Linked DNA regions of Homo sapiens: region 1 is linked to region 2. The links are chromatin contacts, found by Hi-C or POLR2A ChIA-PET in ENCODE. All regions are on one chromosome and are shown on one strand. The core of a region is the stretch at or near the end of the contact, and the rest is flanking DNA. Distances in the headings are between cores, read along the strand shown. Region 1 holds the start of SLC36A1 (solute carrier family 36 member 1). Region 2 holds the start of TCOF1 (treacle ribosome biogenesis factor 1).

Evidence for each region. A loop is a pair of places that touch in the nucleus more often than their neighbours do. ChIA-PET counts read pairs that join two places held with the same protein, here RNA polymerase II (POLR2A). Pooled maps may share reads with other maps.
Region 1: a loop to region 2 is called in a pooled map, with 10 times the contacts of the local background. The contact joins the promoter of SLC36A1 here to the promoter of TCOF1 in region 2. A Hi-C loop is called at or near these places in 7 of 50 pooled maps. POLR2A ChIA-PET finds 5 or more read pairs at or near these places in 2 of 52 experiments (A673 and naive thymus-derived CD4-positive, alpha-beta T cell).

Annotation. Positions count from the first base shown.
Region 1 is chr5:151,445,948-151,450,082 of GRCh38, reverse strand. It overlaps SLC36A1 (solute carrier family 36 member 1), which reads right to left and starts at 2,480. Exons shown (of 11, transcript NM_078483.4): 1 at 2,270-2,480. RefSeq lists an enhancer at 2,451-2,500.
Region 2 is chr5:150,355,900-150,359,952 of GRCh38, reverse strand. TCOF1 (treacle ribosome biogenesis factor 1) reads right to left here and starts at 2,256. Exons shown (of 27, transcript NM_001371623.1): 1 at 2,099-2,256. The coding sequence starts at 2,206. LOC105378226 (a long non-coding RNA gene) reads left to right here and starts at 2,533. Exons shown (of 4, transcript XR_944407.3): 1 at 2,533-3,447. RefSeq lists silencers at 1,829-2,048, 2,129-2,468 and an enhancer at 3,069-3,238.

The DNA.
Region 1 (4,135 bases), core at 1,231-3,730, 1.1 Mb before region 2:
AGTAAGTGGACATCGGCTCCATTCATCCCACATGCTAGTAAGCAGACATCTGCTCCATCCACTCTACATGCCACTAAGTGGACACCTGCTCCATCCATCCCACATGCTAGTAATAAGTGGACATCTGCTCCATCCATCCCACATGCTAGTAAGTGGACATCTGCTCCATCCACTCTACATGCTAGTAAGTCCAGTCCTAGAATGTCACAGACTCTTGAGTTGAAAGAAAACTTAAAATTTTGTCTAGTCCAACCCTCTACCCAACAATCTAATTTCATCTACAACATCCCCGAAGTAATTGCCCAGAGACGATTACCTCCAGTGACAGGGAGCTCCGTGCTCAGTGTTCTAATACAGGAGACCACTAATTCTTTGAAAGTTTTTAACACTTACCAAACACCCTTCCCTTATGGCACTTTCATCTATTGGTCCCAGTTGTAGTCTCCAGAATATTATAAAATAAATGGAATCCCTTTTTCTTACACCGCCTTTGGAACAGAGAAAACTCTGAGCACTTCGAACTGCCACAAGAGGAGGCTGAATGAACAGCTACATGCCTTAAAGGGAAAACAAGGACTCCAGAGCAGGCGAATATAAACGATACAATCAGAAAACAAAGGGAGAGGCTTAAAGCTGTTATCAGCACAGCCTCTGCTGCACGTAGCCTCCATCCCCAGACAAACACAAAGTTTGTCCCTTTCCACTTGACTTCAAGAACATTTTTAACGAAAACATGTTCTAAATGTACAAGTAAGTTAATTACTGTAAACGAGGCTCTAGACAAGAGTCAGAAGAGGGCCCTGATCATGTTTAAAATAATAACAGACAGTTAAAAATCATTTTCAGCTGTTAGTATTTAGCTTAGACATAATACAGAGATAGGAAGAAAGAGGAGGAGGATTTTATAGCAACAGAGGAATAAGCAGAGGAAACTGCTTCCTACACAATTAGATTAAGTCTTGTTGCAAGGCTGATACTCAGTGTACACAGCGGGTAAAATCTCTCGGAATAAAAAAACAAACAGACCCTGGTCAGGGGCACTGGCTCACACCCCTGTAATCGCAATACTTTGGGAGGCCAAGGTGGGAGGATCACTTGAGCCCAGGAGTTTGAGATCAGCCTGGGCAGCATAGTGAGACCTCATCTCTATTTAAAAACAAACAAACAAAAAAACAAGCCTAGAAAGATGCACAACATCCAGATCACAGCAGAAGGGGCCCTTAAGAATTCAATTCCATCACTGTCTAGACTGAGAAACCCAAACGCGAGTCACTTAAGGTTGCCAGGTAAGCGGCAGAGCTAGGACAAAATATCCTGATTCCCCAATCTCTGTTCTGTCCATTGCACCATGATGCTATCTTCAGCAAAATTCAAATAACTGCAAAACGTCCATCCAAATAAGCAATCCCAAATCTGACAAGTTACAGAAAAAATAAAGCAAAGGTCTTTACATTCTTCAAGTTAACGTCAGGGCTCTCCACAACCTCGGCTCAGCCACCTATCTTCCCAGAAGCACATTCCGATTCATATTTCATATTTTGGTGTGACTTACATAGAATGCAGGAAGGTTAGAAACCAAACCTACAGAAGGATGAGTTTGCAGAAAAATAATGAACAAACAGGGAACCACACCCAGAGCAAATCCAACCCCAGCGGTGGAAAATGCAGACAGCTAAAAAGGGAGAGGACTAAAAGAGAAAGGGACAGAAAGGAGTGCCTTTTCACAGGTGAAGTTTCCCGCAGGAGGCGGTGTGGCGAAAAGCAAACAGCTGCTGAAGCTTAGGAACATTTGCATTCTAGTCGCAGGTCTCCGGGTCTCCGATTAACTCACTGGATGACCTTAGGCAAGCCCTTACCCCTTCCCGGAGTAAGGGCTCAGTTTCTCCAACTGTCCTAGGAGGGAGCTGCACCAGACGACTTCCCAGCGTCCTTGCAGTTCTGACCCAAAGACCCATTATGAGCCTGTCTCAAGCAGCGCTCCCGCAGCGGGCAAGACATTTGCTGGAAACGGGGAGACCTGTGCGAAGCGTGAAAGACGCCCTAGATGGTCCTTTGGGTTATCTTCACCATCTACCCCAGTTTCCCCCACCTGTCAGTCAAACAGGACGGTGAGATCCCAACCCCACGAGGTCAAGGGAGATAGCGCGAGGGACAAGGGATCTCCACGCTTCGCCCAATTCACAGAGGGGTGTCAGCGTCGTACCGCAGCTGCGGCCCGGGGACGCCAAGGAGTCGCGGACCCACAGCCCGGGCGGATCCAGTGCCTGACCTGGAGCATCTGCCACGCCGGGAGGAAGGCGAGGTGGGTCCTGCCCAAGGCGGCGAGCGCCGCCAGCCGGCAGCCAGTGGAGGAACTCACTGCTCGGGTTCTGGCCCCAGCTCCGGCTCCGGCTCTGGCTTCAGCACAGCCCACCCTTCCCGGGTTCAGTATCAGCCCCTCGCCATCCTCCTTTGCTGCCCGGCAGCCGCTTCCGGACCTCATCACGTGATCCCACCGCCCACGCCAGAGGCCGAGGTCACGTGCTCCCTTGAGCGGCCGCGCCTTTTTTCTCACTGAGCTCCGGAGCTCTGCTCCACAGCACCACCTGGCGACCTATTACTGCCACTGCTGGAAGGACTATGTTCCTGGGCGCTGGGGACTGCGAATAGGAACTGAACAGGGCATTGATCTTGGGCATGGGGCAGAGTCCAGTCGAAGAGCACTGTCCCTTGAGTTGTGGGTTTGTGAAATATTGCTAATTTTTACACTGGCTGTATTTTCTTTTACACATCTCGATGAGTTTGTATTGCTTTTATAATAAGAAATATGCATATTTTTAAAACTTCCAATTTTTCAGAAGCATACACAAACTATCATCTGTGGTTGCTACTGGAAATGGAACTGTGGGGTAGGGCAACATTATCTTTTAATACATTCAAATTTTTAAAGTAACATTTTTAAATGGATGGCAACATTTCAGTATTGTATTATCTAGGCTTCTCCTTTTACCTCCTTGTTACAGACTTTTCCTTTAACAATTATGTAACAAATAGGCTTCAAGTCAAAAACTGTCACAAGAGACAGAGAAGATCATTGTTTAATAATAAAGGGGTCAATTCATCAAGAAGACACAACTGTAAATATATATGCATGCAAAATTGGAGCACCTAAATACATACAACTAATATTAATGGCCATGAAGGGAGAAATAGATAGCAACACAATAGTAGGAGGGTCAATATCCCACTTTCAACAATGGATAGAGCAACTAGAGAGAAAATAAGGAAATAATGAACTTGAATTGCACTTTAAACCAAATGAACCTAACAGATATATACAGAACTTTCCATTCAACAGAAACAGAATACACATTTTTTCTCTAACACACTTGAAACATTCTCTAGAATAGACCATATGCTAGTCCAAAAAACAAGCCTTAAATTTAAGAAGATTGAAATCATATTAATATTCTTTCAGACCATAATAATATGAAGCTAGAAATCAATGACAGGAGGAATCTTGGAAAATTCACAAATATGTGGAAATTAAACAACACGCTTTTTTTTTTCTTTGAGACAAAGTTGCGCTCTTATTGCCCCATCTGGAGTGCAGTGGTGCAATCTTGGCTCACTGCAACCTCTGCCTCCTGGATTCAAGCGATTCTCCTGTCTCAGCCTCCCAAGTAGCTGGGATTACAGGCACGTGCCACCACGCGCGACTAATTTTGTATTTTTAGTAGAGACGAGGTTCACCATGTTGGTCAGGCTGGTCTCAAACTCCTGACCTCAGGTGATCTGCCCACCTCGGCCTCCCAAAGTGCTGAGATTATAGGTGTGAGCCACCATACCCAGTCCTATGCTTCGAAACAACCAGTGGGTCAAAGATGAAATCAAACGGGAAATTTAAAAAATATTTTCAGACAATTGACAATGGAAACATAACATACCAAAGCTTATGGAATGCAGCAAAAGTAGTTCTAAGAGAGAAGTTTATAGCAATAAATGCCTACATTAAAAGAGAAGAAAGAGACCAATTAAATAGTTTAACATTATACCTCAGGAAACTGGAAAAAGAAGAGCTCACAAGACCCAAAGTTAAAAGAAGAAAAGAAAGAGCAGAACAGAAATAAATCAAATAGACAACAGAAAAAAAAAC
Region 2 (4,053 bases), core at 1,007-3,506:
CTCACTCCCTCATTTCCTTCAGGTCTCTGCCCAAATGACACCTTCTCAATGAGACTTCCTTGACTACCCTACTTATAATCGAAGTCTGACATCCCTTATCCCCCTTGCCTGCCTTTTATAGCAAGCACCAACTATCATTGGATATACTATATCATTAACTTATTAAACTTTTTCTATTTGTCACCTGTCTGCTCCTACTAGAATGTGTGCTCCATGACGGCAGGATATTTTGCTCCAATGAAGATGGGTACTATCTCTTGCTCCCCTTATCTGTGAAGTACCATAGCTGCGGTAGGAAGAGCAAGTGAGGTTCAGAGAAACTGGGAAAAGCATACATAACGTCTTAGGGCCCATCACCCTTTAGTCCCTCCAGGAGGTTCTGAGAGCAAGCATTAGGAGCAGAGCCTACACCACAGGGCAAAGGGATCTGACTACTTAGGATACTGTCTCACCAGTTCAAAACTCTCCATTGGTTTACCACTGCTCTTCCAAGGAAGATCAAACTGCCCACCAGACCACTCCAGCCAGCCCCTGCCTCCATCTCCCCAGGGGCATCTGGCCCTTGTACTTCACACTTCAGCCACTATGGACGTTTTTTTTTTTTTTGAGATGGAGTCTCGCCTTGTCACCCAGGATGGAGTGCAGTGGCTCAGTCTCAGCTCAGTGCAACCTCTGCCTCCTGGGTTCAAGTGATTCTCCTGACTCAGCCTCCCGAGTAACTGGGACTACAGGTGCATGCCACCATGCATGGCTAATTTTTGCATTTTTAGTAGAGACAGGGTTTCACCATGTCGGTCAGGCTGGTTTTGAACTCCTGGCCTCAAGTGATCCGCCTGCCTCGGCCTCCCAAAGTGCTGGGATTACAGGCGTGAGCTACCGTACCTGGCCTGCTATGGACTTAAAAAAAATTTTTTTTTGAGACAGTGTCTTGCTCTGTTGCCCAGGCTGGAGTGCAGTGGCATGATCATGGCTCATACTGTATCCTCAAATTCCTGGGCTCAAGAGAGTGGACTTTCTCCAGGCCAGTGTGTACACAAGTTCCCTCCCACCACAAGGCATTTACACCTCAGCTATTCCTGACCAGGGCAATCTGCCATCCATCTCTCTTTTTTTTTTGAGGCAGAGTCTCGCTTTATCGCCCAGGCTGGAGTGCAGTGGCACGATCTTGACTCATTGCAACCTCTGCCTCCCGGGTTCAAGCAATTCTTGTGCCTCAGCCACATGAGTAGCCAGGATTACAGGCGTGCGCCAACATGCCCAGCTAATTTTTGTATTTTTAGTAGAAACGGTGTTTCACCATGTTGGCCAGGCTGGTCTCGAACTTCTGACCTCAGGTGATCCGCTAGTCTCGGCCTCCCTAAGTGCTGGGATTACAGGCGTGAGCTACCGTGCCCGGCCCATCCCTCTCATTCTTAACACTTATTGCGGTGCTAAGCATATAGTCACTTTTGTGATTCTTTGATTTGTCTACCTTACTAGAGTGTAAGCTCCAGGAGGGCTGAGAGATGGTGCTCACCATTCGAACACCAGGAAGCACCCTGAGTACCGGATTAACAGTTGAATTAATCAAGTAAGAAATGACTGTACCACGAGTTCGAGTACCAAAGCTGACCGTCTCAGTACAGACAATCGCTAAAGGCCTGAGTTCCAGCTCAACTAAGAGGCTGTAGGGTCCCTTTTCCAGGCGCTCCCCCGAGGGGCTGGTCGCAATCCACCCCCGAGACTCGCAGCAACCTCCTTGCCCCAGGGGGGGCCGCGCAGAGCCTAGCCACGTGGCGGGAGACTTAGGAAACTTAAAATACCCGCTACCAGGAAGGGCGTGGAGGTAAGGGAAGCGGGAATTACAAAGTTCGGCCCCTGCGAGCACACTTTCTGGCCCAACCCACTGCCCGGATGAGGAAAGTGAGGCCCAGGGGAACTGAAGTCGCAGTGGGAAGGCAGAGATTGCGGCTCCTCCGGTACCCCTGGCCGCGCCGTCGAGCACTGCGGGACCCGGCTCCGGGCGCCTGCCGGGTCGCCTGGGGACGGGGCGCGGGCCGCGGGCCGCTGATCTCCACATCTTGCACGCGGCCCTCGCACACGGCCCACGAACGCTTACCTGGCCGCTCTGCTCCTTCACTTCCCGCGCCGCACGCACATAGCCAGCCCGCAGCAGATGGTGGTAGATCAGGGGAAGTAGCTCCCGCCGCTTCCTGGCCTCGGCCATACCCGCGACCCCCGGCCGGCCGGCTACCTGCACGCCCCGCCTTAGTCCCCGCCCGCCACTTCCCTCGCGCCCTTAGACCTCGCGCGCCACACTTCCGGCTCCTCTTTCGCTCCGGCCGCGCGGCGCGCCGGGAAACGTAGTCCCCTCTCCGGGAGTGGCCGGCCCCGCCCCTCAAGGCGAAGGGGGCGGAGACTCGTGATCAACAATACCGCCCATTGGCGCGGAGCATGCGGGGCTAGACAGGGACCCGCCCCCGGGGCCGGCCGGGACTTGGACGACTCTCTTTTAATCCTTCCGGCTGGCTTCTTGAAGAGATTTATCTTCCTTGTTAATTCTCTGATGGCTGGGTCTGCGTTTTACTCATCTCTGAACTCCCTAATCTGGATCTTTCTCTAGATCCGAACTTTGTACTGCCATTACCTGCTCATTTATCCATTTCGCACGGTTTTTGGTGCCCATGAACCAGACACGAATTGCCAGTTTATTCATTGATTCATTCGCTAACTGAACAAATCTGTAATAAGCACCTAACTTGGGCTAGCACCCGGCTAGGCTAGGGGGATTCAAAAGATGCATAATACATGGCAGTTGCCCTCAAAGCTCACAGAGACGACTGTCCGTAACCAAGCAACTATAGTTCAATATCTTGTGTGCCTTGTCAGGGACAGATGCAGCCTATGGGCGCCCCAAGGAGGAGCACCGAACCCCAGAGAGATATCTAAGCTGAGGCATAAAGACACCCGAAATTGCTGGGTGCAAAGGAGAGGACTGGCAGAGGGCACTGCATGAGTCTAGGCATGAGAAAACACCCTGCTATTGCCTGGGAACCCTAAACCCAGAACCCCTAGTCTGCGCTGCTGGGCTGTCCAGGTGGGGTGGGGTGAGGTGGGGAAGAGGGAACAAATGAGGGCACATGAGGATGAAGAAGTAGACAAGGCCTACAACTCCCCCACCCCCAACAGAGTTTGGACTTTGCTCTGAGGGCATTAGATAGTCTCTGACTGGCTTTTCCGAGGAGGTTGACCCTGTTTTGTGTTTTTAAAAGATTGCTAAAACCAAAGCACATACCATTAATACTAAATGTGAGGCTGTTGTAGTTGTTGAGGGAAGGATGGCAGGGAAAAGGTGAGGTAGGCTGGAGAATGTTAGAGTGAGCTGTTCTTAACTTCACCGACCCATTGAGAATCTGAGGGCAGCATGTTTCTTACGGGCGCAGGAGTCCCTAACCCTAGGAGGTCCAGGTATGTGGTTATCTTTGTCTTGAACTTGAATGGAAAATGTTATGTGTCTGTACACATTCAACATTTCCCATTTTCTTGAGCAAATATTTATTGAGTACCTACCATTGGGGATGGAATAGTCTCTACTCCTATAGAGCTTACAGTCTAGTGATGGAATTGTCTCTACTCCAATAGAGCTTACAGTCTAACGGAGGAGACACATACTAAACTAATAGTCATACAATACAGTGTTACAAACAGCGGGTAAGTGCAGGAAGGAAAAGGATAGTGTTTTCTTATGTAATAATATAGTGTTTAAAAGCTGCACTGGAGTCACACTGCCTGGGTTCAAATTCTGGCTTTGCCTCATTAACTAGGTGACTTTGGGCAAGTCACTGTGACTCAGTTTCTTTATCTGTACAATGGAGATAATTATAATTTCTACCTCACTGGGTTGTCATAAGGAGTAAATGAATTCTCAGCAGAAATGCTTAGAGGAGCTCTGAACAATAGCGCTCTCTGTGTGCGTGTGTGCTATTATTGTGAAAGCATATAACAGGAAGGAGGGATCTATTTTTTTCTTGGGAGTTAGGGAAGGATTCCCTGAGAAATTAATGGTTATGAGGA